Regions from separate parts of the Homo sapiens genome. Here region 2 is linked to region 1. Evidence: read pairs that join two places in POLR2A ChIA-PET (ENCODE). Cell type or tissue: Caco-2. All regions are shown on one strand. Links, peaks and the distances in the headings refer to the core of each region. The heading gives the core; the rest is flanking DNA.

Evidence for each region. Peaks named below come from ENCODE experiments on the same cell type or tissue, not always from the same donor. Only the 100,000 strongest peaks of a DNase experiment are listed, where the experiment ranks them.
Region 2: POLR2A ChIA-PET joins it to region 1 with 7 read pairs; 14 of 35 experiments call an interaction of 5 or more read pairs at or near these places.

Annotation. Positions count from the first base shown.
Region 1 is chr12:31,364,971-31,377,031 of GRCh38, reverse strand. LINC02387 (long intergenic non-protein coding RNA 2387) reads left to right here and starts at 7,731. Exons shown (of 2, transcript NR_146469.1): 1 at 7,731-8,283. LOC124903091 (U6 spliceosomal RNA) reads right to left here and starts at 10,768; the gene lies at 10,666-10,768. RefSeq lists enhancers at 5,474-6,082, 6,083-6,690, 12,014-12,061. In Caco-2, for the core only: no CTCF peak of the experiment used is centred there; DNase peaks (open chromatin) are centred at 5,581, 5,991, 6,851, 7,251 and 2 weaker places; H3K4me3 peaks cover 1,446 bases.
Region 2 is chr12:31,310,584-31,322,644 of GRCh38, reverse strand. All of the region lies in intron 1 of SINHCAF (SIN3-HDAC complex associated factor), which reads left to right. Among named protein-coding and RNA genes, the nearest start is that of FLJ13224, 7.7 kb to the left of the region's middle. In Caco-2, for the core only: no CTCF peak of the experiment used is centred there; a DNase peak (open chromatin) is centred at 6,664.

The DNA of each region.
Region 1 (12,061 bases), core at 1,296-9,295:
TTGATTCTTTATCCTGACATGTACTGTACTTTGATTCAAATATATACGATTTTAGAACATGTTGAAAAAAGGAAAAAAAAAGAGCAATTAATGTGGGTTGCAAAGCCTAAAAATAAGTCACTCAAATGAGGGCTGGTGCGTGGGCCAGATGCTCCCTGTTCTCTAGAATAATATAAGCTTGAGGTCTATCATTTGCTTAACCCATAGCCTGTGTTCTTTTTTTTTTTTTTTTTTTTGAGACGGAGTCGCCCTGTCGCCCAGGCTAGAGTGCAGTGGCATGATCTCAGCTCACTGCAACCTCTGCCTCCCAGGTTCAAGCAATTCTCCTGCCTCAGCATCCCAAGTAGCTGGGATTACAGGCATACACCACCACACCCAGCTAATTTTCTTTGTATTTTTAGCAGAGACAGGGTTTCACCATGTTGGCCAGGCTGGTTTCAAACTCCTGACCTCAAGTGATCCACCTGTCTCGGCCTCCCAAAGTGCTAGGATTACAGGCGTGAGCCACTGCGCCTGGCCAACCTGTGTTCTTAAATGCCTCAAAACTTTCTTGAATTTCTCACTTATATCCTATTCAAAAATAACAAAAAGGCTGGGCGCAGTGGCTCACGCCTGTAATCCCCCTACTTTGGAAGGCCGAGCCGGGCGGATCACAAGGTCAGGAGATCCAGACCATCCTGGCTAACACGGTGAAACTCCGTCTATACTAAAAATACAAAAACATTAGCCGGACGTGGCGGCGTGCGCCTGTAGTCCCAGCTGCTGGGGAGGCTGAGGCAGAAGAATGGCGTGAACGCGGGAGGCGGAGCTTGCAGTGAGCCGAGATGGCGCCACTGCACTCCAGCCTGGGTGACAGAGCAAGACTCCGTCTCAAAAAAAAAAAAAGCTTCAAAACATGAAGAAGGAAAAAAGCCTGATGGAATCAATGAGAAATAGACAAATCTTCAATTATAGTCAGATCCTGTTGTCAATAATTGATAGAATAGAAAATCAGGGCCGGGCACAGTGGCTCACGCCTGTAATCCCAGCACTTTGGGAGGCCGAGGCAGGTGGATCACGAGGTCAGGAGCTCAAGACCAGCCTGGCCAGCATGGTGAAACCCCATCTCCAGTAAAAATACAAAAATTAGCCAGGCATGGTGGTGTGCGCTTGTAGTCTAGCTACTCAGGAGACTGAGGCAGGAGAACTGCTTGAACCCAGGAGGCAGAGGTTGCAGTGAGCTGAGATCGTGTCACTGCACTCCAGCCTGGGTAACAGAGCGAGACTCCATCTAAAAAAAAAAAAAAAAAAAATTCCAACAAAACAACAGCAGAATATGCATTCTTTCCAAGTACACAAAAATCATTTATCAAGATTGGTCAGGCCGGGCACAGTGGCTCATGCCTGTAATCCCAGCACTTTGGGAGCCCAAGGCAGGCTTATCACTTGAGGTCAGTACTTTTGAGAGCAGCCTAGTCAACGTGATAAAACCCCATCTCTACCAAAAAATACAAAAATTAGGTGAAAAAATTAGCTGGGCGTGGTGGCAAGGGCCTGTAATCCCAAACTACTCAGGAGGCTGAGGCAGGAGAATCACTTGAACCCAGGAGTCGGAGGTTGCATTAAGCTGAGATCATACTACTGCACTCCAGCCTGGGTGACAGAGCGAGACACTGAAACAAATAAAATAAAACACAGGGAAAATCTTTTTCACCAAAGATTTCTTAGATACAACAAGAAAATGCAGTACATAAAATAAAAACTTGATAAAGTGGACTTCACAAAACTTTTTTCTTTTTTTTTTTTTTTGAGACAAAGCCTGGCTCTGTCTCCCAGGCTAGAGTGCAGTGGTGTGATCTCAGCTCACTGCAGCCTCTGCCTCCCAGTTTAAGTGATTCTTGTGCCTCAGCCACCCGAGTAGCTGGGATTACAGGCACTAGCCACCACACCCAGCTAATTTTTGTTATTTTTAGTAGAGACGGAGTTTCACCATGTTGGCAAGGCTGGTCTCGAACTCCTGACCTCAGTTGATCCACCTGCCTTGGCCTCCAAAAGTGCTGAGATTACAAGTGTGAGGATGTCATAAAATTAAGAATGGCCAGGCATGGTGTTTCATGCCTGTAATTCCAGGCATGGGATTATATCCTTTGGGAGGCCAAGGTGGGAGGATCACTTGAGGCCAGGAGTTTGAGATCAGCCTGAGCAACACGGCAAAACTCTGTCTGTCTCTCTCTCTCTACAAAAAGAAAAGAAAAAAAAAAAGATGGGCCAGGCGCAGTGGCTCACACCTGTAATCCCAGCACTTTGAGAGGCCAAGGCAGGTGGATCACCTGAGGTCAGGAGTTCAAGACCAGCCTGGCCAACATGGCGAAATCCAGTCTCTACTAAAAATACAGAAATTAGCCGTGTGTGGTGGCGCTTGCCTGCAATCCCAGCTACTTGGGTCGCTGAGGCAGGAGAATCGCTTGAACCCAGGAGGCGGAGGTTGCAGTGAGCCAAGACTGCACCACTGCACTCCAGCCTGGGTGACAGAGCAAGACTCTGTCTCAAAAAAAAAAAAGAAAAAAGAAAAAGATGGACAGTGTCTTTGTTCATTCAGGCTTCTATAAGAAAATACCAGCCTGGGCAACATAGGGAGACCCCATTTCTACAAATATCAAAAAATTGGCCAGGCATGGTGTCATGCACCTGTTGTCCCAGATACTTGGAAAGCTGAGGTGGGAGCATTGTTTGAACTCAGGAGGTTGAAGCTGCAATGAGCCATGATCATGCCACTGTACTCCAGCCTGGGTAACAGAGCAAGACCCTGTCTCAAAAAAAGAAAAGAAAAAAATACCATATGCGGGATGACTTATAAAGAATAAACAACAGGTCGGGTGTGGTGGCTCATGCCTGTAATCCCAGCACTTTGGGAGGCTGAGGTGGGCGGATCACATGAAGTCAGGAGTTTGAGACCAGCCTGACCAATATGATGAAACCCCATCTCTACTAAAAATACAAAAATTAGTTGGGCTTGGTGACGGGTGGCTGTAATCCCAGCTACTCGGGAGGCTGAGACTGGAGAATTGCTTGAACCTGGGAGGAAGAGGTTGCTGTGAGCTGAGATTGTGCCACTGCACTCTAGCCTGGGCAACAAGAGCAAACTCTGTCTCAAAAACAAAACAAAACAAAACAAAAAACAGACATAATTGTGGAGGCTGGGAAGTCCAAGAGCCAAGGTGCTAGTATCTGGTGAGAGCCTATTCCTCACAGACGGTGCCTTACAGCTGTGCACTCACATGGTGGAAGGGGTAAACAATCTCCTTTGGCCCTCTTATAAGGGCGTGAAGCCCATTCATCACCTCTCAAATGACCCCAACTCTTAATACTATCACATTGGAGATTAGGTTTCAATGTACGAATTTTGAGGGGATACAAAAGTTGTGACCATAACAATGATCAAGCTCATATGCTTCTTATTCTGACCAAAGATCTGGTGGAACATGTTTGCAGCAGAGGCCTTGGGTCCTGAAAGAAATAAATCTGCCAGGCCCAGGACTAAGTACTCTTCTACCAGAATGTATGCTCTCTGAAAGAAATTTAGGAGAATGCAAAGATAAGCCACAGACTGGTAGAGAATATTAGCAACACACATATCTGGCAAAGGGCTTGTATCCAGAGTATATAATGAACCCTCAAAATGCAATAATAAGATAAACAGCCCAACAACAAAAAAAGGGCAAATGGCCGGGCGCAGTGGCTCACTCATGCCTGTAATCCCAGCACTTTGGGAGGCCGAGATGGGCAGATCACGAGGTCAGCAGATCAAGACCATCCTGGCTAACACGGTGAAACCCTGTCTCTACTAAAAATACAAAAAAAAAAATTAGCCGGGCGTGGTGACCGGCGCCTGTAGTCCCAGCTACTCGGGAGGCTGAGGCAGGAGAATGGCGTGAACCCAGGAGGCGGAGCTTGCAGTGAGCCGAGATCGCATCACTGCACTCCAGCCTGGGGGACAGAGCAAGACTCCATCTCAAAAAAAAAAAAAAGCGTGCAAATGATTTGAATAGGCACTTCACCAAAGAAAAACATAAAAGGATGTCAAAAAGCCCACAAAAGGCTGGACACAGTGGGTCATGCCTTTAATCCCAGCACTTCAGGAGGCCAAGGCAGGAGGATTGCTTGAGCTCAGGAGTTTGAGAACATTCTGAGCAACATAGCGAGACCCTGTCTCTACAAATAGTTTAAAATTTAGGCCAGGCTCAGTGGCTCACACCTGTAATCCAAGCACTTTGGGAGGCCGAGGCGGGCAGATCACGACGTCAAGAGATGGAGACCATCCTGGCCAACATGGTGAAACCCCATCTTTACTAAAAATACAAATTAGCTGGGCGTGGTGGCGCCAGCCAGTAGTCCCAGCTACTTGGGAGGCTGAGGCAGGAGAATCACTTAAACCCAGGAGGTGGAGCTTGCAGTGAGCCGAGATCGCGCCACTGCACTCCAGCCTGGCAACAGAGTGAGACTCCATCTCTAAAAAAAAAAAAATTAGGCTGGGCACGGTGGCTCACTCCTGTCATCCCAGAAATTTGGGAGGCCAAGGCAGGTGGATCACCTGAGGTCAGGAGTTCAAGACCAGTCTGGCCAACATGGTGTAACCCCGTCTCTACTAAAAAAATACAAAAATCAGCCAGACCTAGTGGTGCGCACCTGTAATTCCAGCTACTTGGGAGGCTGAGGCAGGAGAATCACTTGAACCTGGGAGGTGGAGCTTGCAGTAAGCCAAGATGGCGCCACTGCACTCCAGCCTGGCAACAGAGCAAGTCTCCGTCTCTTAAAAAAAAAAAAAAAAAAATTAGGCCGGGCGCGGTGGCTCACTTCTGTCATCCCAGAAATTTGGGAGGCCAAGGCAGGTGGATCACCTGAGTTCAGGAGTTCAAGACCAGCCTGGCCAACATGGTGTAACCCCGTCTCTACTAAAAAAATACAAAAATCAGCCGGGCCTAGTGGTGCGCACCTGTAATTCCAGCTACTTGGGAGGCTGAGGCAGGAGAATCACTTGAACCCGGGAGGCGGAGGTTGCGGTAAGCCAAGATCACACCACTGCACTCCAGCCTGGGCGACAAGAGCAAAACTCTGGCAAAAAAAAAAAAAAGAGAGAGAATTACCTAATTCTCATAGATTTTAGTTTACGTATTTGTCTTTTTTTTTTTTTTTTTTTTTTTTTTGAGACAGAGTCTTCTCAGTTGCCTAGGCTGGAGTGCAGTGGTGCAATCTCAGCTCACTGCAACATCCTCCTCCGGGGTTCAAGAGATTCTCCTCTCTCAGCCTCCCGAGCAGCTGGGACTACAGGCACGAGCCACCTGGTTAATTTTTCTATTTTTAGTAGAGCCGGGGTTTCACTATGTTGACCAGACTGGTCTCGAACTCCTGACCTCAAGTGACCCACCCACCTCGGCTTCCCAAAGTGCTGGGATTACAGGAGTGAGCCACTGCGCCTGGCCTTGTATATTTAGTTTAGAACAATGCCTGGCACACAGTAAGAAAACAAAAAATGTTACCTACAAAAAAGAAAAAGGAATCCTACCTCTGAGTGCAGTCTCACCTGAATTCTTTCCCTCCCACCCCCACCTCTGGGTTTGTTAAGTCATTCTCCCCTCCCACAGGATCTGCACCACTGTTCCTCCTTTATCACACTCACTTGTCACACAAGTTTTTAACCTTTGGGCAGCTATAAATTCCTTTGACAATCTAAGGAAAGCTACACCATCCCCAGGAAAACACACATATGCACGCACACACACACTCTTAGGTACAATTCTGGGGTGCCTATAGAACTCTAACACTAACCTGCCTTTTTAGATCCCTGAGTTAAATGGACATTAATGTCAAAGACTCCTTATTCCTTTGGAGCAGCAAACCTCAACAGGTCACAGGAGATTCCCAGAGCAGATCCTTACTGCAAGGATCAGAGTCCAAACGAGGCTTCACCAATCTGAGCTCATCTGAGATGCAAATTGCATTTCTCCCAGGCGGGGAGAGGACTCTCATTGTTCCTTCCTGACTGCATTTTTAGAGCTGACCCTTCACCCTCATGGGGGAAGGGCGCTACAGGGATGAGGGCAGGGAGGAGGCCGGTTACCAAATGAAAGAATGGGGCTGCTGGAGATTCTAAGATCATTTATTTATAAACTTCTGCAGCCCTGCTAACATCCATGCTTGTGATTTACCTCACCTCTGTCTCCCAGTTGGTAATCAACAAACCCGTACTACCAAAATGACCTATGCTTCTGTCTTCTGCCGCAGGAGAGGGTGATAACACGGGAGGCTGCTCTCCCACCCCACCCTTTGAGAAAAAGAGGAAGACTGGCCAGTATAAACGTGGCAAATAGCCCTGTCACTTCCCATAAGTTCTGTAATCTCCGTGAGCTTCCATTTTGCCTTTAGAGTGGGAATAATAAAACAGACCTCATACTTTTGTGTGAAAGCGAGGGAACTGCAAATCTCCTGCCCCTAGTAGCACTAATAATTGTTAGCTGCTGCTTCTTAATATTACATAGCACCTGGAAGGATGACGGGCCTGCTTGCTAAAGCTGGCTGTGAGTTTGGGGTCGGCTTGAGGAGAAGAGCAGAGTGCAGGGAGCTTCCTGGAACAGGGCCTGTCTGTCTTATACTTTCACTCTAGACAGCCCTTTCCCGTTTTGGTGTTCAGGAAATATGCCCCAGATCTTCAAGGGCTTCACCGTCCCTTCCCTTTAACTAGGATTCAGATGCCCTCATCTACAGACGGTTCCGTCATAAGGCCAAAAATGATTGGATTCAAAGGATCTGAAAGATTGGTCCAGCCCTTTCTTTATTCTGATTAGAAACAGTCCCAGAGGTGACGTGATTTGCCCAAAGTAGCGCAACTTCCTGGAACGAGAAACCAATCCTAAGATTTCCATGTCGGCGTTCTTTCCGCGGTGATCGGGTTACCTCCCAGACATAGGATTTACTTTTGAAAGAAAAGGAGCGGTCACACGGGAGAGGCATTGAAGGAAAAATTATTTGAATTTGGCAACTGCTTGTGGTGGGGGGATGAGAGGTGGAGGGTGATAAAGCGCCCCCTCACACTCACACACAAATAATGTGAACAATTTTAAATTGCTTTACTTTAGGAGATCATGGATTTTCCAGGGGGGCTGAGAACTTACCTGTTTACCCAGCCAAGTTAACAATACTCTGCATTGTTTACCTAACGCAGAGTAGGTACTGAAGAACTATTTGTCGCACGGATGACTGCATGACCGGATGCATCCCATTCCATCATAGAGTCAGATGAGGATTTGCAGAGCCAAGCCCCACCTGGGAGGCATGTTAAGTCCTTTCCAGTTCTTCTCAATTATGGCTCTGCAGTGAGTATCTTTTGTTCATAAATTCTTGACTGCACATCTTGATTATCTCCTCAGGATATTTTCCTAGAAGTGGGATTACTGGATTGAAGGGGATGCACATATTTAAGATTCTTGATTCCGAACCCCTCCAGCAGTATAAAAATGAGTCCGCTTCCCAGCAAGCTGGCCCAAACAGGCTATTATCAGGCTTAATTTTTATTTTTTATTTTTGTGCCCTCCTAATAGAACAAAAATCGCATCTCGTTTGGTTTGCATCTCTTTGGGGACTAATTAGATCGAGATTGAACTAGTTTTGAAGAAACACTCTAAGGAGTCCAGAGAAATCCTGTGTGGGGCAGGAGATCCATGAAAGGAGGCACATCCCGCCCACTGAGGTGAAACCAAAGGGCTTCTATTGTTTGGTGTGATTTAACCTTAAGATGGAAACATCTGAGCCTTGCTAGAGAGGCTTCCCCGGAACAACGGCTGGGGGTGGGGAGCTGTGACTTATCAGCTTCCCTATGTTTATTTTCATTTCCTGATGGAGAGTAAATCTTATAAACAAATGAAAAACCTGTGGACTTATCTTTAAAGACTACAAGGAAAAGGGGAACTGGGCAAACTATTGCAACTCAAAGTCGTGGAAAGGCAGGAGGGGGAGTGGGGAATTTAGAAAGATATTTCCAAGAGATGGCAGATAGGTCCCTGGGGGCCTGTGGCCAGCCTGGAGAGGGAGAGACCAAGCCAGAGGCTGTGGAAAGCTCTAGAGACTTTGTACTAGAAAGGCTGCTGTTGGTGGCAGAGCTTACATGGCCAGGGATCCCGGAGGACCTGGAAGGGGTTTTAATGGACTTTTGAGAATCAAAGTGAACTGCCAGGGACAAACAAGAGTGGCGAGGAAATGGAAGCAGTCATACCACTCAGGCTGGAAAATCGCTCTAGGAATGGCAAGAAGGTAGGTGTGGCGTTTTCCAAGAGAAGAGGGTGATGGTCAGCTGGGAGCTTTCCTTGACTATGAAACAAGGAAGACTTCTCCCCCATCCAGAGCCAGGAGCTGTCCCTGCTCTTCACTTAAGCACTGGGTTCTTTTACAAACCGTACCCAGGAGGATGACTGATTTACAAATGTTTATAGACAATTTTATTTACTAATCTAGCTCTCACTCTCAACTAAATTTATAATCCTAATTATAGTCATCAGCATTTTCTTGATAACAAACCTACAGGATTTTTTTTTTTTTTTTTTGAGACAGAATTTCGCTCTTGTTGCCCAGGCTGGAATGCAGTGGTACAATCTCAGCTCACCGCAACCTCCATCTCCTGGGTTCAAGTGATTCTCCTGCCTCAGCTTCCCGAGTAGCTGGGATTACAGGCATGCGCCACCACACCTGGCTAATTTTGTATTTTTAGTAGAGAAGGGATTTCTCCATATTGGTCAAGCTGGTCTCGAACTCCTGACCTCAGGTGATCCGCCTGCCTCGGTCTCCCAAAGTGCTGGGATTGAGCCACTGTACCCGGCCTACAGGATGTATTTTATAGTTGTTTTTTAAAACTTTGTGGAGAGTTTATTTTCTTGATTGCTTTAAGTTCCCTATTAAAGTCTTAAATTTAACAATTGGCTTCTAACAGTTTAGTAATCTATGAATATTTTGTACCGCTTTATTTATTCTAAAAGGGCTTAAAGTCAAAGAAAAATGAGTATTTCTTTTTTTTTTTTTGAGACGGAGTTTTGCTCTTGTTTTCTGTTTTGTTTTGTTTTTGAGATGGAGTCTCGCTCTGTCACCCAGGCTAGAGTGCAGTGGTGCGATCTCAGCTCACTGCAACCTCCGCCTCCCGGGTTCAAGCAATTTTCCTGCCTCAGCCTCCCAAGTAGCTGGGATTACAGGCATGTGCCACCATGACCGGCTAATTTTGTATTTTTAGTAGAGATGGGGTTTCACCGTGTTGGTCAGGCTGGTCTCGAACTCCTGACCTCAGGTGATCCGCCCGCCTCGGTCTCCCAAAGTGCTGGGATTACAGGCGTGAGCCACCGCACCCGGCCAAGGAGTTTTGCTCTTGTTGCCCAGGCTGGAGTGCAATGGCGCAATCTCGGCTCACCGCAACCTCTGCCTCCCGGGTTCAAGTGATTCTCCTGCCTCAGCCTTTCGAGTAGCTGGGCTTACAGGCATGTGCCACCATGCCTGGCTAATTTTGTATTTTTAGTAGAGATGGGGTTTCTCCATGTTGGTCAGGCTGGTTTCGAACTCCTGACCTCAGGTGATCCACCCGCCTCGGCCTCCCAAAGTGCTGGGGTTACAGGCGTGAGCTACTGCGCCCAGCTGAAAAGTATTTCTTAGAGGTTTAAATGAGTGATGTCAAAACTCTTTGAGGTGATGGATATGTTAATTACCCTGATTAGATCATTACACATTGTATGCCTATATCAAAATCTCACATGGTACCGCATAAATATATACAATTATTATGTGTCAATTAAAAATAATAAAAGCAGAAAACTCCAAATAAAATGTTTAAAAAGCTTGTCACACTTCAAAGTCACTTGGCACATTAAAAAATAGTTTCTCCTGCTTCACCCTTGAGAGGTTAATTTTATGGAATTGGGGCAAACCCAGAATCTGGTTTTTTTTTGTTTTGTTTTGTTTTTTTGAGACAGAGTCTCACTTGTCGCCCAGGCTGGAGTGCAGTGGCTCGATCTCCGCTCACTGCAAGCTCTGCCTCCTGGATTCATGACATTCTCCTGCCTCAGTCTCCCGAGTAGCTGGGATTACAGGCGCCCGCCACCATGCCCGGCTAATTTTTTTGTATTTTTAGTAGAGATGGGGTTTCACCGTGTTGGCCAGGATGGTCTCGATCTCCTGACCTCATGATCCGCCCGCCTCGGCCTCCCAAAGTGAGCCACCGTGCCCGGCAGAATATGTATTTTTAAAAACCACCCAGGTGATTCCTAAATTGCTGCTACAAAGACCAGTTTGGGGAACTTGTGATCTAAATGCTTATCTATATTTTGTATGTTTGGTTTTTTTCAAAATGAATATAAAAAGTATGAGGCTGGGCACAGTGGCTCGCGCCTGTAATCCCAGCACTTTAGGAGACTGAGGCGGGTGGATCGCTTGAGCTCAGTAGTTTGAAACCAGCCTGGGTAACATAGTGAAACCCCGTCTCTACCAAAAATACAAAAATTAGCCGGGCACAGTGGTGCATGCCTATAGTCCCAGCTACTCCAGAGGCTGAGGCAGAAGAATCCATTGAGCCCGGGAGGTGGAGGTTGCAGTGAGCTGAGATCACGCCACTGTAGTCCAGCCTTGGTGATAGGAGTGAAACACTGTCTCCAAAAAAAAAAAAAAAAGGAATGCTTGATGAATTTGCGTGTCATCTTTGTGCAGGAGCCATGCTAATCTTCTCTGTTACCGTTCCAGTGTTCCAATTTTAGTACATGTACGGCCGAATCAGGCACTTTGTTTTTTAATGGTGTTTGGAAGTGACAGTTTTAATTTTTTTTTTTTTTGAGGCGGAGTTTCACTCTGTTGCCCAGGCTGGAGTGCAATGGCATGATCTCCACTCATTGCAACCTCTGCCTCCCAGGTTCAAACAATTCTCCAGACTCAGCCTCCCAAGTAGCTGGGTTTACAGGCACCCACCACCACGCCCAGCTAATTTTTGTATTTTTTAGTAGAGACGGGGTTTCACCATGCTGGCCAGGCTGCTCTCAAACTCCTGACTGCAGGTGATCCTCCTGCCTCAGCCTCCCAAAGTGCTGGGATTAGAGGCGTGAGCCACTGTGTCCAGCCTTTAAAACATTTTTAAGTAATGGAGGCCAGGTGTGGTGGCTCACACCTGTAATCTCAGCACTCTGGGAGGCTGGGGTGGGAGGATTGCTTGAGAATCAGGAGGTGGAGGCTGTAGTGAGCCATGATTGTACCACTGCACTTCGGCCTGAGCAACAGAGCAAAAAATATAAAATAAAATAAATATAATATAAAATAGGCCGGGTATGGTGGCTCACGCCTGTAATCCCAGCACTTTGGGAGGCTGAGGCAGGTGGATCACAAGGTCAGGAGTTCGAGACCAGCCTGGCTAATACGGTGAAACCCCATCTCTACTAAAAATACAAAAATTAGCCAGCCATGTTGGTGGGCGCCTGTAATCCCAGCTACTCTGGAGGCTGAGGCAGGAGAATCACTTGAACCCGGGAGGCAGAGGTTGCAGTGAGCAGAGATCGTGCCACTGCACTCCAGCCTGGGCAACAGAGCCAGACTCCATCTCAAAAAAATAAAATAAAATAAATATTAAGTAATGCTTTGCATTTCTGGAAAACATTCCTTTTCTCCTTCCTCCCCACCCACAGTGGGCTTCAACTCACCGGCCTCCTTTCAGTCCTTACCTAACCTACTGTGCTGTTCTCATAGTACTCGAAGCTCTCTTCTGGCTTCCCGTGATTCCTGGCTTTCTCCTGTCCTCTCTGGCAACATATTTTTGACTTTCTTTTGTGAATGACAATTGGCAAGACTTTCTTCCTTTACTATCTTTCAAAGCAAGCACTGTTGCTGCGTAAGGTGTCCTAGAAACTCTGGGAAAGGGTCCCAGGGCCATGTTAACTACTCCCATCACGGGCGTCTAGGTGCTTGGATTTTCAAGTCTCCATCTCTCACCATTTCTTTAAGAGGCTTTCCAGATCCCCGCATGTCAACTGCCTACGAGGCATTTATTCTCAGATGGCCTACAAAGCACCTCAAA
Region 2 (12,061 bases), core at 2,249-10,248, 55 kb after region 1:
TTGGTTGACCAAATTACAATACCAAAAGGCAACCTATATTAGTACATTTCTGTAGTAAATAGAAAGAGCATGTCAGGAAAATGAAAAACTTTGGACCTATTTTTCCCAAGTTTTGGTTGACCAAATTACAATACCAAAAGGCAACCTATATTAGTACATTTCTGTATTAAATAGAAAGAGCATGTCAAGAAAATGAAAAACTTTGGATTTAATAACTTTGGCTTTCCTTTCGCAGCTATTTCTCTGGGTCCTGTATTTAAAATGCATATGAGGTGCTTTGCAAATACGCTGAGATTGTTTGAGTTGTTTTTCTTAATTAGTATTTCATAGCTAAGTTATGGCTAGAATTTCCATTTCCTAGCAGATTTCATATACTACATACAGAGCTTAATGGTTTTTGTTTTACTAATTAGATGATGTAAAACAGAGATTTGGATTATCAATGTGAATGAATTCAGGGTGGGAAAGACCCACAGACAAGGTCTCTACTGCCTTCTCTTTGTATTGCTTTTGTGGGAGGTTGGAGATACGAAGTTCAATTGGTAGAATATTCTAGATCACTGGTGGACAGCAGGCCCCAAGTCTGTCTGTCCTTGCACAGTATTCTTAATTCTGTATATCTGGAACCTGAATGGTCAATTTTTTTTTTTTTCCCCCAGAGTGGTTATCAAGTCCTGGGAAATCCTGACTCATAGGGCTCAAACTCAGACATATTTATGTCAGAGAAGCAATTTAAGAACCATTTTACATGTAAAATAAAAGTTTTTCACTGGGGAAAGCATAAACTTTTAAATCTAAACCAACTATACAGGGCTCTTATGAGGATAAATTAATCAATTTACCATGCCAGGCACATAGTAGGTTGCTTTAAAAGTATGTCATTTTCGTTTTTTCTTAAGAGATGGTAGGAATATAATTGGTTGAGCAGAAAAGGAACACATGTATTGAGGCACGAAGTTTTGCTGTTCAGAGGTTTCTGGGTTAGTAATGCTTGGGTTTCAAAGCTGTCATCATCTTATAGTCACTTTGTGATCCAGTTTTTTTCATCTGTAAAATGGTAGTAATACCTATTTTAAATAAGTTGTAATTAAGCCAGTGACATGATTGATAAATATTAGCTGTGTTGTCCTCACAACACTGGGAAGTAGACATTTTACAGAAGATAAAACTGAGGCCTGTGTCAGTTATCGTTTCTGGGGAAACATTAAGTAAATTTTTAGTGGAAAGAATGAGTGTCTTTGGTCCCCTCCCTTACCTTAAGAAAGCAGTTCTGGGAAGACACTGCCCTTGACTCTTGGTTGTCTTTTCAATTCTGATTCAACCATTTTACATCAGAAAGTCCTGCGGAAACCTGGAAAATGTCATTTTTCTTTCTTCCTGATTTCTCTTGTCCACAAGATTGTCTTGTATTTCCCACACTTAAGTTTTGATTTTGGGGTGTTATAAATTGAGACTTTTTTGTTGTCTTTTGTTTCTCCAGTTTTTTATTGAATCTGCAACTAGGATTTTTCTGTATTATGGAAATAATCTGGAAATGTCATCTAGTCCAAAAAGGGAGTTTGTTTTCAAGGTAGGGAGGTTTTCTCTTTGCCTCAGAAATACTAATGTCACAGGTACACCGCTGTTACATATTCAAGTATGAAAGTTACAGTTGAACTAAAAGAATTTATTTCTAGCTTTGTATTTAGTTGTTTTCCACCTATTATAAGTTTGGTTTGGCTTACTGTTATTTTAATTTGGTAAATGTTAACTGTGCTGAGTTGAAGTAGCTCTCATTTCTCATTTCTCCCCACACTAGTCTAATTTCCTTCCCCCTGCTCCTGCTTGAAATAAGCAAGAAACATTTTTTCCTATAGCTTTTAAAACCTCAGGTTTTTTTTCCTGCAAAAGTCTATAGACCAAATGTTAAAAAAAGACTCCTTTTTAAAAACATTAAAAATATTTCTATGATCAATAGTGCAAACAATGACTCCTTTCAAAACATTAGTTTTTAAAATTCACGTCTTTATTGTAGACACCATTTCCCATTCCATGCCCTTAAATATACTGTTTATATTAATCTTGGCTGCCCCACTCTTTGAGTAGTTAGCAAATTCTACCCGTTTCTGTGTACTATGTACAGCCAGCACCTGGTTGTAATACAAGACTTAGTTTCTGCTCTACAGCGGTTTACTATTGAGTAGAGGAGATAATGCAGTAAACAAGAAGTGAAATCTTATGTGGTAGGTGTTCTAATAAAGGTATGGAAGGGTTTTGTAAAATAAGTAATTCTTAAGAGAATTTCCCAGGTCAAGGGGATAGAGGGTAAGCCGTCTCAGGCAGAAATAACAGCCTGAGTAGAGGGTGGCTAGTTATTAAAGTTTGTTTGACACTCCTAGAATATCAGAATTCCAAGTTGGGAGCAGCTGGTAGGCAGGAGCAGATCCTGAAAAGCTTTGAATTCCTTGCCAAGGAGTTTAGATACTATCATGAAGCCAGTGTTGGTACCTTGGAAGGGAAGATTAGTAGTTGAACTTTAGGAAGATATCACATGTTTAAAGGATGTAGGGAAGTCAGTTACAAGGTTCTGACAGGAGTTCATGCACCATGATGAGGAACAAACAGGCAGTGGGGATGGAAGTGAAGGAAGAAACAGAATTTCTAAGGACTTCACAATAAATTTGATGGAGGGCCATGCAGAGGGTGAAGGAAGAGCTCAGTTGGCTTCCAAGTTGTTTTTGTGTGACTGTGGATGACAACCAAGATAGGTAAATAGAGGAAGAGCAGATTTGGAGGGAAGATTATATAATCAATTCTCAGGGTATTTAAAGATTGGAATGGATTGGTGGTCAGTTGGCCATATTTATCCTAGAGCTAAGGGGAGAGATTGGACCAGGGAATGAATAATAGGTATTACCAATAAGGTTGGTTAGTAACTTCCTGCGAGTGGATTGCCCAAAGACAGAAAGCAAAATGATACCTGAAATGTAAGAGGAAAAAAAGAGAGAAAGAAGAAAGATTGGTGAGTAAAAAGAATTGTCAGAGCTGAGTGCATACCTTGTGCCGATCTTTGTGTTGATGTTGTGTTGATGCTTTACAGATACTATTCAGGAGATTTGGATTTGTCATTATTATTTTGAGACTGAGCTTTGCTCTTGTTGCCTAAACTGGAGTTCAGTGGTGCGATCTTGGCTCACTGCAACCTCTGCCTCTGGGTTCAGGCAATTCTCCTGCCTCAGCCTCCTGAGTAGCTGGGATTACAGGCGCACGCCACCAGGCTGGGCTAATTTTTTGTATTTTTAGTAGAAACGGTGTTTCACCATGTTAGCCAGACTGGTCTCGAACTCCTGACCAGGTGATCCACCTGCCTCTGCCTCCCATAGTGCTGGGATTACAGGCGTGAGCCACTGTGCCCGGCCTGTCATTATTTTATAGATGAGGAAACAGGATTAGTGAGGTTAAGGAACTTTCCTGAGGTTTGGGTCAAATCAGGTGTGTATACTATCATGTATCCATTTTCTTAACATTTTTCTCAAGTTTGAAAATGGGAGAACAGCTTCATAGAGGAGTATATGGGGCTTTTCATGACCTTAAAGTCTCCCTGAAAAGGCTAAGTTCCTCTTTTCCCACAGACCTGGGCTTAAAAGAAAATCTTTAGTAATCAGAATTTTACCTTCAGTTAAATTTGTTGTATATATCTTGGGATAGATAGCATTTATTTTTCTGTAATGTGCAACTCTTATAAATTCAAGGAAATAAACAGAATTTCCCAATGTTACAGAAGGGCAAATAAAATTAGGAGTGACTTCCTATTTAGTTGTAAAGACAGAAGCAGAAATATACTCCAAATTGACTCATTGCAGACCCAAGTATGGTTATATTTTCTAACTCATAATCATCCATTAAAAGCAAATAAATATTCTTTCTGACACTTTCAGTTTTTTTTTTCATGTACTGGAATTCCTCTTAATCTAGAATTGGGAGACCTAGTTTTGTTTCTCTTTTTTTTTTTTTCGCTCTACCAAAATTGGAGGGGCCTGGTGTTTTACACTATCTAAAGCCCAGAGACTTGAATTTGTAATTTTATTTTTAACCTATGCCATTTCAGTTGAAGACTTGTTTATTTCTGAGTTTGACCTCTTTCCTATATAGGATGAGTTTTAGGCTCTTCTGCCAAGTGTGGATTCCATAGACAGCCACAGTTATAAATGCTTTACCATATAATTTCTCAGAGACAGGGCACATGTTTGAAGAGGCTGTTGGCAAACAAGTGGGGTCTGCTACCCCTTTCTCAGTTTTATTCTAGACAGATTTACATTTATCCCTTAAAGTTAGCTAAATTCAGGAATTTTGCTGAGATGTAGGCTGCTATCTAGAAGCAGGTAAGAGGAAATAATGTCTTACTGCTCCATGGGTTTCCTTAACTGCAGATGAAACATGTCTCATTATTGGGGAATACTGCAGCCAAATAGCCTAGCCGCGGGAGAATACAAAGCATTTAGTCCTGTTGACCGTTTGTGAAAAGTGTTGCTCCAGTTACACTGTTAGTGTTTACTGGATGCTGTACTTAAATGTGATTAATGATAGCATATGATTGACTAAAATGGTGTCAGTGGTGGCATTACCAATTACAGGAACTCAAGTATCCCCACAGTTTGTGATCGCGAGTATTTTTTCGTGTTATTTCTTTTCCTTTCCCATCATCATGATTTCTAGTTTGGCTCTAAAGAAATGCATCTCCTTCACTTCAAAGTTGTCTTTGGTTGCTTAGTTCTTTTTGTCTTTGTTCACTGCTGCTTCCTTCCCACTTTACAAATCTTTCGCTTGTCTCCTGTCTGCAGTTTCCTTCCCATTCTGCTCTGTGTGTATTTAGATCTTACCAGTCTATTTCGTAGTCTCTCCCATGGAGTGTATTTTCTAATTTGTATCTCTCCATCTGTATGTCTTTGAGGAAGTTTATTTAAGCTCTCTGTGCTTTTTTAGATTACTCTTAAGGTGTGTCTTGATAACCAAGGTTATTGGAGAGTGATGCTCTTGGTTAAAAAAAAAAAAGCAGGAGGTAGTAAAGTGAAAGTAAGCTTCTTTTATGCTTGTACTCCTCAGAGGCAACCACTATTTACTATTTTTAAGAACCAATTTAAAAAGAAGTTTGTGTAGTTACAGTCTCATTTTAAAAACATCCTGTGAGATTATACTGTATTACTACTGTTCAACTTGCTTTAAAGGTTGAAACAGCGTGCTGTGGTGTTTCAACCATAATTTAACCAGTCTGAAAATTCGTTGACATTTAAGTCACTTCAACTATCTTGTGTTTTTTTTTTGTTTTTAAAGACTTAGGCCAGTTGATTTTTAGAAAGAAAAAAATGATAATTAGAAGCTAGGGTTTTGGTTTATTGGAAACTTAAGGATAGTTTCATTTGGGAGGTTGTTCCCCTAATTTGTGCATATCAGAATTTCAGTTCCCAAGATGACTTGGACAGTTGTGAAGTTAACTGTTATTTACCACGTTTGACTATTGCTCTCAATTTTCTTCCATCTAGTCCACCCAGTGGTATTACTGAGTTTTGAAAGGTACTTTTGAATATTAAAAAACGCTTTACTTCTGAATATATAAAAAAGCCAGAAGAAGGAATCTAGAAAGTGGAATTGGGGAAGTTAGAGTAAATAATGATGTCCTTCAAAGCATGCATGCCAACTAAGGTGAACTTAACATATGTTAAATTCATCGTAATAAGAACCCTCTCCATATCCTTAAATGTGAGTTAACACCCTTATAAAGATTTAAAAAGACAAGAAAATAGTTGAATTAAATTCATCACCTTTTCTCTGTCTCCTATTCCATATTAAAAAGGGTACTAAAGCTCTAAAATTTGCATTTCAGTATTTTTCATTCTGTTTCCTGGTTGGAGCTTAAAATGAACAAGTATTTAGTATTGCTGAGATTTATAAGAGATAATCTTTAATCTTATTTATCAGAAAACTTTTCTTAAATAGCGTCTTTAATATAAACTATCGCTGTGAAACTCTTTTTCTTTCCTATGTATATTATTATATTCAGTAAACTTATGTGTTTAATTAGATGTAAAATTAGACGTTATTCTTGATCTTTGGCTTCCCAATTTCATTAGATGGGATTAGAATTGTCCCTTTTGTGTCTTTGATATATTGTGGTTATCTCATCCCTTTCTTGACTCATCAGCACCAAGGTTAGATTCATTAAGTTAGATTCATTAAGATCATTAAATTTATATGAAACCCACAGCTTTAAAGTAGAAGAAAACCCTACAAATCAGCCAAAACAGATGTTTAGAATTGATTGTTGTGTTTTAAAACTTTATTTTTTTGTTTATATATATTGTCCATATAATTAGTTATCTTTTTAAATTGCTTTTGCTGACTTAGCTATTACCTTTAATCTTTTTTAACTTTGGGATATTCAGTTTATTTGGTCAGAGCTATAATTATGGCATGGTTTTTTTTTTATTTTTTATTTTTGAGATGAATTTTTGCTCTTGTCCCCAAGGCTGGAGTGCAGTGGCACAATCTCGGCTCACTGCATACTCTGCCTCCCGGGTTCAAGCAATTCTGCTGCCTCAGCCTCCTGAGTAGCTGAGATTTACAGGCGTCTGCCACTACTACGCCTGGCAAATTTTTTTATATTTAGTAGAGACAGGGTTGCGTCATGTTGGTCAGGCTGGTCTCAAACTCCTGACCTCAGGTGATCCACCCACCTTGGCATCCCAAAGTGCTGGGATTATAGGCTTGAGCCACCACGCCCGGCCATGGTTGATTGTTTTTAACTGTTACAGTATTAAAACAATTTTTGGGTTTTTGGCTAATAGTAGTCAAAGAAAGAATGCCAGTGAAAGTGCTTTATAAAATGTAAAGTGCTATACAAATGACAACTTAAAATTTAAGCAACACATTTATTACACCTGTGAAAGCAAATAAAAGAAAAAACTGATCAACACAGTCCTCCTCTAAATTTCTTTCTGGCCCAGGAATGTGTGTATATTGCAAAAACAGCTATGTCAGAGATAAGCGTTACAAACTCCCATAAATAGGCATGTTTTAACTGTAACCTTTCAAATCCTGAGGAACTTCTCAAAATGTTTGTCCTATTTGAAGAAACTTCAGACAGCATACTGTAGACAGATAGATGATGATAGATGGTGTCAGAAGAAAAGATAAAACTGGTCCAAGATGGCTGCAGTTTGGACATATGCATAATTAAACCACTGCCTACAAACTAAAGCTGACCCCTTGGGTTTGTAACTGGAGTTTGTTAAATATTTTACTGACAGATACTGGTTGTAAACTTGTTTATCAGATACAGAACAAAGGCAGGATGGAATCAATCATCCTTCCACCAGACCCTAAGGTGCCTACACAATTATTAACTTTTCTCTTCTACCCACTCAACCACATATTTACTTGACTTTAGGCATAACATCACTGAATATGAACCAAATTCTCAACTATTGCTTCACCATACCGCACATATTTTCCTGTTTAAAAAATATATAAAGACTGTGCCTCATGCAGTCTACTTCAGAGCACAGGTAATAAGCTACTGGAACTTGTGCTTCCTGGGTGCGCATCCTCAAGCTTTGTGTTTGCAAGCAGCACATTCAGATTCAGAACACCTCCTGACTTAGTCAATCTAATGAGAAGGTATTAAAAATTATGGAGAACAAATCCTCTAAATCGACTAAATCCCCTGCAACTGCAGAACATCTGATTCCACCTTTAGAAACCCCAGCTGGGTTAATATACAGTACTTGGGGTGCCTCATTGTGTAATTACTTAAACAAATGGACCAGGATGACTGAAGAATGACTCCACATCACAATGGCCTAAATGCAGATCCTTTGATATATGCAGACCAGGATGGAAGGTGCTAGTGCAAAAATTAAGCAACCAGAATGGGGAAACTACTTCCAGTGGTATCTTGAAAGTAGCAAAAGTGGGTAGGATGATCTTTCTTCCTTATAGAATGCTGATAAACAACTTAGAGGTGTTAACAGATAGCTCTCAAATATACTCTCCTATTAAAAAAAAAAAATCTTCAGAAGTACCTCTCTTTGGGCCTCCTTCACCACCTACACCTTCACTCTATCTTCATCTTTCTTTTTTTTTTGAGACGGAGTCTCGCTCTGTTGCCCAGGCTGGAGTGCAATGGCGCGATCTCGGCTCACTGCAAACTCCGCCTCCCGGGTTCGCGCCATTCTTCTGCCTCAGCCTTCAGAGTGGCTGGGATTACAGGCGCCCGCCACCACGCCCGGCTATTTTTTTTTGTATTTTTAGTAGAGACAGGGTTTCACCGTGTTAGGCAGGATGGTCTCAATCTTGTGACCTCGTGATCCGCCCGCCTCGCCTCCTAAACTGCTGGGATTACAGGCGTGAGCCACTGTGCCCTGCCACTCTATCTTCATCTTTCTAACTCTCCAGGCTGGATCTGATTTTTCTTCTTCTGCCATCTCTTTCTCCTTGTCTGCCACTTGTTAGACTGTGACAGGAAACACGGCTCCAAAGGCCCCTGCTCTTGTTGTCCTTCCACCTACCCTGGCAGCAACCTCTTGTTCAGAAGTGACGGACAGGAACTCCACAGGAATGCTTCCTGTGGTTGCCTCATTCTGGGAACAGCCTATGATAGGTGGGGGATTCCTAATTCTCTTTCTCTTTTTTTTAAGGGATTAAAACATTTAATTGGCCGGGCGTGGTGGCTCACGCCTGTAATCCCAGCACTTTGGGAGGCTGAGGAGGGTGGATCATCTGAGGTCAGGAGTTCGAGACCAGCCTAGCCTGGTCATTATGGTGAAACCCCATCTCTACTAAAAATACAAAAAATTAGCCGGGCGAGGTGGTGGGCACCTGTAATCCCAGCTACTTGGGAGGCTGAGGCAGGAGAATCGCTTGAACCCAGGAGGTGGAGGTTGCAGTGAGCCGAGATCGTGCCATTGCACTCCAGCCTGGGCAACAAGAGCGAAACTCCGTCTCAGAAAAAACAAACAAACAAACAAAAAAACATTTAATTACACATATACACCCAGATATTACACATATTCAGTGCATTCAGAATCCCAGCAGGATGTTTGTGGAAATTAACAACTTATTCTGAAATTGTTTTGATAATGAATAGGGCCAAGAATAGCCAAGATAATCTTAAAGAATAAAGTTGAAAGACTTATCAGGTATGACTTATAAAGCTGTAGTAATTAAGATAGTATTAGTGGATAATATACAATTATATGAAAAGAATAGAGCATTCAGATACAGCCCCATATTGAATTTATGACAGCAGTACCACTGCAGTGCAATAAAGAAAAGAGTGATCTTGGCTGCATGGGGTGGCTCACACCTGTAATCCCAGCACTTCGGGAGGCCGAGGCAGGTGGATCACCTGAGGTCAGGAGTTCGAGACCAGCCTGGCCAATATGGTGAAACCGTCTCTACTAAAAATACAAAAAAAAAATAGCTGGGCGTGGTGGCGGGTACCTGTAATCTCAGCTACTTGGGAGGCTGAGGCAGGAGAATCGCCTGAACCCAGGAGGTGGAGGTTGCAGTGAGCCGAGATCGTGCCATTGCACTCCAGCCTGGGCAACGAGAGCAAAACTGCGTCTCAAAAAAAAAGAAAAGAGTGATCTTTTCATTAAATGGTGCTGGGTGATCTACATATCCATGGGGAAGAGGGCCAGGGAAGAATCTTTGACCCTTACCTTTAATGCCATGTAAAAATATCACAAATTCTAGAACAATTAAAATCTAAATTTGAAAGGAAAACAAACTTCTGGAAGATAATAATGGAGATTATTTTCCCGACCTGGAGGAAAGCAAAGATTTCTTAATCAGGACGCAAAAAGAGCTAGCTACAAAAGAAAATGCTGATAATTTGTACTACATTAAAATTAGGAACTTAAGTTCCTCAAGACTCAGTTAAATGAGTAACAGTGAACAGAGTAAAGACATCTATGAAACATATAACCACCACAGGTCTTGTATCCAGAAGATAAGCACATGACTGAAGAGGATACCTAAATGGCCAATAAGTTCTAGGACCCATTTGGAATCAGGGAAATGCTTATCAAAACCACACTGAGATACCACTGAAATAACAAATGACTGATACCAAGTGTTGGCAAATATCTGAAATAAATGGAGCCTTCATACAATGATGGTATGAGTGTTAACTGGTACCATCATTTTAGGAAACAGTTTAGCAAGATCTACTGAAGGTAAATTTACACATTTTCTATGACCCAGCAGTTCTATTCCTAGAAATACACACACTCACACACACACACACACAAAATACGTAAAACAATGTTGAAAACACATTACTTGTAGTAGCCAAAACTGAAAATGTCCCAAAATGTCTATCGACCCTAGAATGGATATGCTGTCACACAACGGAATTCTATACAGTGAAGAAAAATAAAAAATACAGCATGGATAAATCTCACAAATGTTGAACAAAAGAAGCCAGACTGAAAGAGTACATTCTGTATAGTTCCAATTAAGTTTAAAAACAGGAAAAACCAATTGATGGTGATAAATGTCAGTTGTTACCATTGGGACCAGGGAACAGTGACTGGGATGACACCTGTAGACTGCTGGTACCATCCTCTTTCTGATCAAAAGTTACTTCTCCTTTGCCAGCTTTGTCAAACAGCTAGCTGAAAGGCTACCATAAACAAAGTATCAGGGGCACCCAGGACCAATCAAAAGGCCACACATTCTTGAAAAGATACTAGTCATTAAAATGGAAATAGCTGGTGGATGCCACCTTCATCAAGTGATCAAACTTAGCATCATCAACGCTGGGACAACATTCCTCCCATCTTTGGTCTGACCCACCACCCCACTTAAAAGTTCCACAGTCTTTGGGTTAGGCTGGCTTTCTCCAGAAATGTTCAAGTATGGAGTGATAAAGTCACTGGGAGACATGAAAAATTCACCATTTTTCTCAATGCTTGCATACTTCAAAAATATTGTTATAAGCTCAGTTGGATCTGCTCTCTCAGTTAAAGCCACCTTGGCAGCCGCCATGCTTGGCCCTGGGTCCAGGGGGCTGCGGGACCCACTCACTGGCTTGCTCATGCTCGGTCCCAGTGGTTCACTTCCAGTACCAGCAGCGTGTGTGCCCGGCCTGCCTGGAGTCCTGATTCTCTATCAACCCTAGTCGAAGGCCAAATTATGGGCCATAGTTAAGGAATTTCCTGACCCTTATGAAGATCGGATTTGCTTTACCAAAGAATTTGAACTCACAATTAAAATCTATGACCCAGGTCATTCTGACATTTATCGGCTTGTCTACATGCTGGTTTCAGCTGCTTAAGCTAAGGAATAGCTAGAAAAAGCACAGTGTGGTTGGATCCCCTAACAGATCTTGTTCCTGAAAATCCAGTATGACCTCTGCCACAGCCAACTCCCCAGCTTTCAGAAGATGGCTCAAAGACGCGTGGGTATGAGCAGCTTCTCTGTTAAATGCCATTCCCTTGTTTTTTTCAAAAGATCATAGATTACGGCCGGACACTTTGGGAGGCCAAGGCGGGTGGATCATGAGGTCAGGAGTTCGAGGCCAGCCTGGCCAACTGGTGAAACCCCATCTCTACTAAAAATACAAAAATCAGCCAGTCGTGGTGGCACACACCTGTAATCTTAGTTCCTCAGGAGGCTGAGGCAGGAGAATTGCTTGAACCTCAGAGGCGGAGGTTGCAATGAGCGGAGATTGTACCACTGCACTCCAGCCTGGCGACAGAGTGAGACTCTCTCAGGAAAAAAAAAAAAAAAAAGATCGTAGATTAGATTAAAATCCAGCGATGCTGCCAGAATCCAGATGGGCCTGTTGTAGATTTTTTTACCCACTTTGATAAAACATGAAAACAATATTGCAGATGTCAATGGACAACTTTGAAAACAATAAAAATGACATATTATTAAAATTTCCCAAACAATTTGGGTGATGCACTACCCACTCTTGTCAAATGTCACATGACTGACTAGGTGATGGCCAGAACTAATGACTGGTCAACTGGCTGACCAGTTGTCCTGCACAATGATGAAAAAGGAAAATCAAAAG